2 separate regions of the Mus musculus genome follow, and region 1 is linked to region 2. The links are chromatin loops, found by intact Hi-C in ENCODE. Cell type or tissue: left cerebral cortex. All regions are shown on one strand. Links, peaks and the distances in the headings refer to the core of each region. The heading gives the core; the rest is flanking DNA. Region 1 overlaps Me3 (malic enzyme 3, NADP(+)-dependent, mitochondrial). Region 2 overlaps Me3 (malic enzyme 3, NADP(+)-dependent, mitochondrial).

Region 1 (5,380 bases), core at 235-5,234, 160 kb after region 2:
AGGAACAATCACGTTGTCCTGAGGTGAGGGAGCACCATTTAGCTATGTCCAAATTTGTCAGAAGGAATATTTGCTTTCCTTGAGATTTTAAATAAAATTTTTTAAGTATTATCATTGAAGAATATATAAATGCTTTAGCAGCATATGATGTAAAAATCCCAAGAATCCCCAATCCCAGTTCAAAATCCTCATTAGACACTAGCAGCAGTCAGCATAACTTGTGTAGGAAAGTCTTTTTCAGAGATTGACTCCCTGGTTTTGGAGACAACTGGTATAGTGATTTTTTTTCTTTTTTCTTTTTCTTTTTTTTCCTTTTTTCTTTTTGATGCAGCATGGCTACCTAATGAGAAGTATAGCTGATCACATGCTCCCGATAGCTGTAAGGACAGACAAAACATATCATTTGTTCAACATGCAGGAAACAGCTTATCATCAGGAAGCTCATTGTCACCAGCCGGTCGAGGGTTCTACCTTGCCAGCTCATGACTGGGAAGAACAGGGCCCTTGACCAGATAGAGTGTGAGTCTTTACTCCGATTAATAACTGTTGCCTTAACTTTCCTATGACACAGATTTCTCTTCCATTCATTGAGTCACTCAACAAGCACTTATGAAGAGCTTCCTATTTGGCAGACCTTGTGGCAGGCTGAAGGGGTCATTTGGTTAGCAGAAAAGGCTTGAAGCCAGTCAAACAAGAGATCAAGAGAGACACTGGGCAAGACTCATAAGGGAAACTGAGAGCTGAAGGCACTGTAGTGTCCTCTTAAGAACACAGACCCTGGACTAAGAGTGTCTGTGTTCCATGTCTGTTATGTTCTCTAGCTGAGTGTTTCATTGAGTATCTCCGTGTTAACTTCATCACTTGCAAAGTGAGACCAATGTGTCTTCTTGTCAAGACTGAACATTGAAAATTGGGCCAAGGTGCTCTGGGATGTGGTTCTTACTAGTACTTTACTAAATATAGCTAACAAAGTGGAGAAACAGTGTACAGTCCAATAAAGGTAGGATGGAGCACTGGTGACGTCACGGCAAACCTCCTTATATTAGTGTTTAGATCACACCCCTTTTGACACAAACCTGTTTCTCTACCATCTGGTCAGGTTGCTCAGGACTGGGAACCTGCAAACCAAAGACCTGCTTTGCAAACTGCTTCCCCGTTCAGCTCTGTTGAGATGGAACAACGGAGGGAGACTGGAGGGAGAAGTGACTTGTTTCTTCTACTTCCTGAGTGGTTTCTGGGACAAAACCTGGGCAGGGTTCTTCACCTGCCCAGATACCTGTATCACCAGGTATCCCAGTATCACCAGCAGCAGATACATCCTGTGGAAGCATTTCAGGAGGGTGCACAATTTTCTCACTGCTTATAAATCCAGTTCCATCAGACTCTGCCCCAGAGATGCTTGCACCAGGCAGCTGGGCTCCCTTTTCAGAGGTCCAGGCCCCTTCTCTAGCTTTCTACATTTTAATAATTCTAAGTCTTACTAGAAATGGCAGCTGCTTCCTACACTTGCTACCTCATGAAACTTTAGAGCAGCGGTCATTGAGCTTTTCATCTGAAGGAGCAGAGAATAAATACTTCAGACTCTGTGGGACACATGCTATCATTGTTGCTCGTTTATCTGACAATGTTTATTGAGGTTACAAAAAAACCAAAACAAAACCCATAAAAGCATTCTTAACTCACTGGTCAAACAAAACAGACCATGAACTGGATTTGGTCTGCAGGTTACACTTTGTCAATCTCAGCTTGAAGTTTCCTTTTCTCTTTTATGTTACCGGGTTAAACAGCTTTTAAAATAATGTAAAATTTATCAAATAATTTAATATTGGCAGTGGCTCATGCCTTTAATCCTAGTACTTGTGAGGCAGAGGCAGGCTGATCTCTAAGTTTGAGGCCAGCCTGGTCTACAGAGTGAGTTCTAGGACATCCAAGGTTACACAGAGAAACTCTGTCCCAACAAAACAAAACAAAACAAAACAAAAAAAGTTAAACAATTTAAATAATTAAACACATATTTAATAAGTCATCATATGATTTTCATCACTGCTATTCAAATGGTGATGTGGTGGCTTCTGTCTCTTTCCTAGTCCCTGATAGATGTTATGGAGAATGGAAGGACAATAAGGAACTAAGTGGGCAGAGGGTTGCTTCAGGACTCAAAGGGAGGTGGGAGAAGGATGCTCCAGAGAAGGACAAAGATATATAAACATCACTAGCAAAATGGAGTGAGGGTCACTGTACACCTATCACATCAGAGACGGTAGAACTAGAGAGCCCATGGAAGACCTTGGAGGCCCTGTTGGGGATTGAGCTTCCCACTTTTCAAGACAGATGGAGCGCAGGCTTATGCCTGGGTTTTGAAAATATCTTCATGGGTAAAATTCAGTGTGGCATGGACTGAGTGGGCTGATGTTTATAAAATGGCTTACAAAAACCCAACACATTCTCAGCAAATCTCAGTTCCCCACTTGTATTCCCTCTGAGTAACTGTGGCTCTGAGGACTGTGCAACCAGATCTGCTCAGCTTTGGTGGGGTTCAAGGTTAGAAGGACGCCTTCTTCAAACAGTGAACAATCTCTCTGCCAGTATGCAAATCAATATTAAGCATAATTCTTTTGTTCTTGCGATGCCCAACCACAAATATAATTTTTCAATCAGACTCAGAGTGAAATGACCAAGGTTCTGAGAATTATGTTCATGGCCACTTGGCAAACATGTCCTTGGCAGCTTTTCTGCTGACTCGTGAAGGATTTAGTATCAACCCCAAAATCACAGCCCTTAGGACTCAGCCAATGTCCTAAAGTCTCCTCTGTCAGGCAGATTGAGTGCTTAGCAGAAGCTTGGATACCTGGAACAAAGAAATAGCTCACTAGCTGAACCTGTCCAGAGGGCTACAGACTCAGCAAGCTTTCGTAGTGGCCTCAGTTGCATTGCACCAAAGCATAGTCTTAGTTTTAGAGGGGGAGAATGTAGTTTCTGGAATGACAAAAAAAAAAAAAAAAAAAAAAAAAAAGGAAATACCATTTTCTCAGGAATATTTGTTCCCAGTGACCATTTGCTAAACCCTGTGCTGTGTAGTCTGGGGGATAGTGAAGAAGTCTAATTTATACCCTCTTTCCTGGAGTATACAGTTTAACAGGGAAGATGACAGAAATTTTTGGGTGCAAGAATCTCACTCTGAAAAAGGTTAGAATCTAGTAGGAGAGTTGAGATGTAAGTACACAAAGAATTTCCATGCTAGTATATAAGAATGGCCACCTTTTGGCTCCCACAACCATCACCATGGGCAGTAGGTGTGACCAGCTGCTCTCCAGCCTTACTCCTGTCTACTTCTGTCTACTTACTCCAGCCTACTCCTGTCACCAGCACCCTTCCCATATTGTAGAGAAACCTCTTCTGGGATCTGCTCCTGAGGCAGCAGATGTTTAAGTAGACTCAGGCCCACAAACTAAGATACACTGTCCTAAGCAGTGGTTCTTAATTCTTCAATTCTGGTTATGCATTTGAACTACGTGGCAAGCTTGAGTTCTGAGACCCAGGCCATAGTCAGACCAACAATCAGAATCTCTAGAGTGAGCACTGAAATTAGTATTTAAAAAAAAATCCTGGTGATAATTTTAAAGAGATCATCCGAGCTACGTTTAGGTGGAGAGCCAGTGTTTTAAAGTGAGTCCACCCTGATCTTGCAGAGTATTTGATAAGGCACTATCTCTCCCCATCTTTCAATAAGGAAGAGTATTAAATTTGGCAACCCCCCTATTCTGGTCAGCTGAGCATGAAGACTACACATGTGTGCTATCATTAGAATTACAGGTGCGTGCTACCATCAGGATCACAGGTGTGTGCTGAACACACAACACACACATCAGAACAACAGGTGTTTGGTACCAATAGGATTAAAGCTACCATGCTAGGTTCAGGGCCTGTGTGCAGTCTTTCTTGGAAGCTCTTCATGTTTCTGTGCTCCATCATCTGTCCAGGAACAACATTCTAGTTTAGGAACTGGTTGAAGCAATAAAGTCAGGAAATGGATATGCAGACTTGCTCCGACCCTTCCGATGTATGGGACGTGACTGAATTCTGCAGCCTCTATGCCTTAGTTTCATTCTCCTACTATCAGGGGAGAATAAACTGACACAGAAAGAAGTGTCTAGATCTTGTTTTCTTTTCAGTTGGCAAGCGGGGGATGAGAAGGCCAAAGACGATGGTGTCGATTGTGGTTTCTGTCTGATGATCGAGTGAGCCTCACTAATGATTTGTCTTTGTAGAAAGAAAAGCCAGCCTGGAAACTGGAGCCCTACTCTCTTTCTCACCAGGTCATGAGAATGTCTAGTGTCCCAAGTTCATTGAACTTGTATTCCTTTGCAATTACGCTGTGAGCAGCTGGGTTATTTATTCCCAGAGGCATGGCAGTGTCTGTAGGGCTCCAAAACACATTTCAAGAGAACGAGGCCAGACTTGGACTAATTTGTTTTCTTAAAGAAGCTTTTCAAAAAAAAAAATTAAAAACACTGAAGCAGCCTTTTCAGGTCAAGAAAGGAGGCTGACTAAATATCAAGTTTTAGACCAGACCCTCTCATTTTTTCATATGGGTAGATTCCTATTACTTTGAACTTATCCTGGCTACATCTTTCATCATTTGAGGCATAGGAATGTATAAAGATAACCACTTAAGGCTTTACTCGATGATAGAAAAATACCAGCCATCTTAGTTAGGGTTTTGGTCTTTCCTTTCCCTTTCTTTTCTTTTCTTTTCTTTTCTTTTCTTTTCTTTTCTTTTCTTTTCTTTTCTTTTCTTTTCTTTTCTTTTCTGTGACAGAATGCTGGCCAAAAGCAATTTGGGGAAGAAAGGGTCTATTTAGCTTACATGTTCCAACCATAGCCCTTTATGAAGGGAAGTCAGGGCAGGAGCTGAAGCAGAGGCTATGGAGGAACACCATTTACCAGCTTGCTAAACTTGCTTTCTTATATCACCCAAGACCCCTGCCTAGGGGTCATACTGCTCACAGTGAGCTGAGCCATTTCATGTCAATCACTAATCAAGAAAATGCCCCATTCCTTTATTTATAGGCTGAAACTTTTTTTTCAAGACCTACTTTTAATGATGGTTCTTAAAATGCTTTAACTTCCCTTTTAGTCCACCAACCACCAGAGGTAGTGGAAAAGAATGAATACAGGGGGCAGGAGATGGGGAATAGACATGTTTAGAAAGGTTCTTTGGAGCAAGTCCTGTCTGTATTATCTGGAAATCTGCAGTTTAGTTCACAGCAGCAGCAGCTTACTCAACCCACTTGCAAATACTTCACACACACACACCAGCAGTCCAGTTTGGTAGAGTCAGGATAGCAGCAGTGGTGGCACTACCTACAGGGACAGTTAG
Region 2 (5,380 bases), core at 274-5,273:
GCCTGCTCTTGCCACAGTGGTGTTGACCGCAAACATGAGGCCTACTTGGGACAAGCTGTGGAGAGATTTATTCCTTTCTTTCTAGAAGGGGCGTGTGGGACCTATTTGATGGTGATGTTCTGATGAGGTCACTGGCTATGAGGGAGTGAAAAGCTCTGACATGACCCAGAAAACACTGCTTTGACCTCCTTTTTTGATCATGGCTTCTTCTTCTGTTGGATATAAATGCCAGCGGCTGGGTAAGCTTGCGTACCTGCCTCATATTTTCTGGAGTCTTAGTCAGAGCTGATGGTGGGAGCACTAGACGGCTTCAGGACAGGAAGAGGGAGCAGAGTAACAGGATGGAGGAGAAGTTTTAAATCACAGATCTAGCTCCAGAGGACTCCAGAAAGGGGGAGAAGAGTGAGGTGTAAGGAACTGGGTTGGATGCTGAGAAGCACATAGCACTGGCCTTGGGCTTCACTGTGACCCTCAGGCGACTTAATGATTTCTCCATGTGTAGCTCAATGGGATGGCAGTAGGGAGGGCTATGACATGTTTCTCTTTGGGTTCCCTTGTACCATTAGTATGATTATCAACATTCCATATTGCTATCTCTGTGTATAATTAAATACAGATTGCCATATTTTTCTAGTTTTTAGAAAGCAGTTCCATAATTTCTTTTAATAATGTAGTCCATGTGCAGTGGTTTGAATAAAAATGGCTCCCACAGGTCCATAGGGAGCAACACTATGAGGAGGTGTGGCCTTATAGGAGTAGGTGTGGCCTTTTTGGAGGAAGTGTGTCATCATCAAGGTGGTGGGCTTTAAGGTCTTATATGCTCATGCACTGTTCAGTGTGGAAGCACTCTCTTTCTGCTGCCTGCGGATCAAGATGTAAACTCTCAGCCCATCTCCAGCACCATGTTTGTTTGTATGCTGCTGTTTCCTGCTATGATAATGGTCTAAACCTCTGAAATTATAAGCCAGCCCCAATTAAATAGTTTCCCTTATATTGTTATGGTCGTGGCGTCTCTTCACAGCAATAGAAACCTTAACTAAGACGCCATGGTATACTATTCTGTTGACAAGCAGTACTATGCACCATGCAACACTCTGTAAGAATATGTTAGTCCTTCATATCTGTAGATTCTGCATTCATGGGTTCAGCAATCCTACACTGGAAATGTTAAAAAACGATTCTTGTCATTAGTTATTAAACAGTGTAAAGTAACAGTTACTGGTGTAGTATTTACAATGTATAAGGTATCATTAGTAATATACACATGATGATTATATAGAACAGTGTATATGTAGATTATATTACATAGGGGATTTGACCATGCACAGTTTTGACATCTATAGGAGTTTCAGAACAAATCTCCCATGGATACAGAAAAACAATTACAGTATGAATAGAAATAATAAATAAAACCACCCACTCATAAACATAATGACACGCCTGTCAAGCCAAAATGTACTGTGAATTTTTTTTTGTTCAGGTCATGAATTGCAAGTATTTGGACTGGGAGTAGGGAACAGAATGTCTTGACATTTTACTATACATAAGACTTTCACTGTTGTTTCACAACTAGCCTGGGGCTAAAAAAATCTGAAGACTTTAGACAACACAACCAGTTATGTGTGTGGATCTTTCCACCACATACTAACATGTACTCATGCACACCCCGTCCTTGAAGCAGTGCTGCCCATTTGGTAAGGTAAAAAGAAGGCAAAAATTATAACTATCTCTATTCAGTGTATTACTGTTCCACATTTCATTACGTTTCATTTAATTGTACATAAGAAGTCTCCCTTGGTTTCACAGAATATAGAACAGAACTCCAACAGTTCAGGCCAATTTAATTCTGACTCAGAATTGAAAAAACAAACAAACAAAATTGAGCCACATGAACCCAAGAGTCTCACAGTGCCAAGCATGTCAGAACCTTCACAAGCCTGATCTTCGTGGGGTGTGTATCCCCAAGGATGCTCCCTGGTCCAGGAATAGCCCCTGTTATGGGGTTTATACACTGACCCCTTCCAGTCTTTGACTAAAGCTCACTTCCACTCCTGTTCTCCCTCTCTTCTACTCTTGTTTGTATCTGCCATTTCTCTTCACTGTGACCTGGGAGCCTGGAGCTGTGTTATCCTATCCCTCTCCCCACCAGCCTCTTCTCTATGGCTTCTGTGATGAGCCAATACTCTCATTCAGTAATTTTTAGAAGAGTAGATACTTGAAACAATTGTTGTGAATTTACCTCCTAACTTGTTAAACAAGTCACAACTTGATTAAGAACAAAGCCAAAAATTCAAAATGAAAATCTAAACGGGTCAAGTGAAAACACACAGCTCTCAATTCAACCATGTATGGTGAAAAACAGGCTTTTATGGAAACATGTTTTATAGAAACAAATGTTAACTATCTATTAAATGCTTATAACATACCAAGAACAAGGGAGAAAAATAGTTGGCCTTTGTGAGTTACCGGCAGCCCGGCAGCACACCAAGCTTTGAATCACACCCTCTGTCTTCATACTACTTTACCATGCACACACTGCTTCCAGAGAGGGAATCCTGAGTGGTTCTAACCTGGCAGGCCTTCGGTTTTATGTTAAAAGTAACCTAGATATAGAGAAGAAGAAACACAGTAGGTAGTGGGGCTTGACCTCTTTCTCAGCTGGGATGATCCACGGATGCAGAAAACACAAAACAGGGAGCCAGAAAAGCTGTTCTCTTCCATTGTCTCTGAAAACCCCGGAGTCTTGCCTGAGTTTCCTTTCTGTTTCTCTGGCTCCATAGTTCCCTATCTGAGACCATCAGAAGGGTTACTTAATGCTCGAGGTTGGACTTGACAAATGTACATCCCTCAGAGATTCTGTTAAGACTAAGATGTTGTGGGGGAGGCAGGAAAGGGCGCCCTTCCTAGGTCCTTGTAAGAGTTGCGCATGCCAAGGCAATCTGGAGCATCAGCCCTTGGGTCCTTTCTGTACGTACACAGGCAGACCAGCAGGTGGCTATATATAATTCAGGAGCAGTCCAAGGATGCCCCACTCTCCTCCCCTCTGGGCTCTTACATTTAAGTCAGTCTTAGCTCAGCCTGTGTCTTTAGTCTTGCCTTGCCGGAAAACACCCTGAACCCGAGAGGTTCCTGCTTACCTGCCCCCATCTGCACCTTTGACCCTTTACCCTGTAGCCCTGGCAACAGCAGAGGACGATCGGATGCTCCTCTCACGCAGAAGTCCTGCCACGGAGAAAGAGGCTCTCCCAAGCCTCCTGTACTTCTCTACTTTTTCTACTTGGCGGTGCAGCTGGGAAGCAGCCTTGAACCGTCATGGAAGCCTCTCCATTTCCAAGGCTAGGGCTCACTTATAGGCACAAGATGATGTGTGGATGTCTGATTTTTCTAACAGGCTGTAAAATGGTGACTTGTGTGACAGGTTAAGGAGACTCAGGCCAAGGACAACAGAGCTGGGCACCTACCACTTGGGGCCAAGCCTCTTTGGGATGAGGGGATCTGAGGGGTTTTCCTGCACAGAGGTGCAGAGAGGAGTGCTGGTGAGAGCAGAGCATTCCAGAGGCCACAGTCGATTTTTGCTCCAGAGACCAGGGCCTGCCGTTTTCTCAACATCTGGTCTGACCCTTTCAGGCCTGAAGACATATGACGGAGCTGGAAGGAACAGGTGAGCCTGCTAGGCCTGCATGTGAATCCAGTGACTGAATTCAAGACAGGATCCTATTCTCAAGTGAGCCTGCTCCGTTTTCCCTGTGAAAACCACATGCAGATCTCTCTTGGCCTAGTGCCCACTGAAATTACCAGTCATCACCCCATGGAAAATTATTTCTTTTTTTTTTTCACCCAGAAACTAGAACTGGCAGAATCATGAAACTCCAGGTCTTTAAAAATTTATTTTACACATTCCATTAAACTCTATGCCCTTGAAATGCTCTCAGATAAATTTCCTTAGTAAAATAAGTTTGGATAACTCTTTATATTACACATACCAGACGTAGTGTGTATTAAAGGCTTTGAAAAGCTATGCTTCAAGAAAAAGGTTTAACCCAGCAGTCTCTAAATGTATTGACCAGAGACTTCACCTTGATGCACCCCCCCCCCCTTAGCTGGAGCAGAGTGCTCTTTGAGAGACTTTGAGATTCCTGCACAAAGGAGTTTGTGCAGTTGGGGCTGGGATTCAGGGCAAAGCCCTCTCTCTGTGGAACTACTGCATTCCGTTGCTGGCCAGGATCATACAATGACTGTTCTCACCGTAAGTTGGCTCCCCTCTACCCCAATTCTCCACATCTTTCTGAACACAGCCCCATATAGGGCCCTCAGTTCCAGGTACCAACAATAACTAAAGTACAAGAGTTCATGGATTTTGAGGTATGGAAGGAGCCAGAGGGGGAAGGGAGGAGAGGAAGTGATTTGGGCGTGCTCATCAAGTTCTCAAAAATAAAATAAAAAACATTTCCTCATGCTGGGTAGTGGCGGTTCATGCCTTTAGTCTTAGCACTTAGGAGGCAGGTGGATCTCTGAATTTAAGACAAGACCTGGTCTATAAAGTGAGTTCCAGGATGGCCAGGGCTACACGGAGAAACCCCAACTTGAGAACCAAACCAAACCAAACCAAACCAAACCAAACCAAACCAAACCAAACCAAACCAAACCAAACCAAACGAGGTTTCCCTCTAAAGAGGTTTCCTCTGCCTTTGGGAGCCAGGTTCACGTCACAGGAGTGCTCAGTTGTCCCTAGCCTAAGTGCTCAGAAGCCATCATATCTCTAGACACTGCGCATATGCTGTTGCTTCCAATCCACTGTGGACCTTTATATGTGGCTTTGCTTCAGCTGATGGTTCTCTCTGTATAGGTTTCTTTGTGACTAGGACAACTCCTATTCGAACTGCAGGGCCTGTCTCCAACACCATCTGCATTCAGGAGTCTTTCCTAGCCTATCTTTCAGGATACTGTGAAATCTGTAGGGACCTGTATAGGCTCAAGACAACTCAAGACCAAGTTCTCAGCATAAAGGAGATTTATTTGCCTCAGAGGGACAAAGGGCACAGAATAAGAGACAATGACCCTGATAGAGTATGAGGGAGAAGGGGAAAGAAGCAAGGGAGGGTGCAGTGAGGTATTTATTGGGGTAGGTGACAAAGAACTGTCTCCAAATAGAGAGAGACAGACCTAACCCATAGGCGAATGACAGCTTATAAAGGTAAAGGGGGAAACCTCATGTTAGGATGAAGCATTTCATTTTAATTGGCCATGCTAATTAGATGAGCCAAAAGGGTTTTTGGTCTTTGAAATGGAACACAGGGCCCCTAATGAAGGATCTAGAGAAAGTACCCAAGGAGCTAAAGGTGTCTGCAACCCTATAGGAGGAACAATGATATGAACTAAC

The links. Peaks named below come from ENCODE experiments on the same cell type or tissue, not always from the same donor. Only the 100,000 strongest peaks of a DNase experiment are listed, where the experiment ranks them.
Region 1: a loop joins it to region 2, with 2.2 times the contacts of the local background. A loop is called at or near these places in 2 of 42 quality-filtered maps.

Annotation. Positions count from the first base shown.
Region 1 is chr7:89,668,640-89,674,019 of GRCm38, reverse strand. The region is part of intron 1 of Me3 (malic enzyme 3, NADP(+)-dependent, mitochondrial); the gene reads right to left. Among named protein-coding and RNA genes, the nearest start is that of Me3, 39 kb to the right of the region's middle. In left cerebral cortex, for the core only: no CTCF peak of the experiment used is centred there; DNase peaks (open chromatin) are centred at 2,387 and 3,341; H3K27ac peaks cover 400 bases.
Region 2 is chr7:89,827,016-89,832,395 of GRCm38, reverse strand. All of the region lies in intron 6 of Me3 (malic enzyme 3, NADP(+)-dependent, mitochondrial), which reads right to left. Among named protein-coding and RNA genes, the nearest start is that of Ccdc81, 74 kb to the left of the region's middle. In left cerebral cortex, for the core only: a CTCF peak has its summit at 2,984 (motif pointing right); a DNase peak (open chromatin) is centred at 2,988.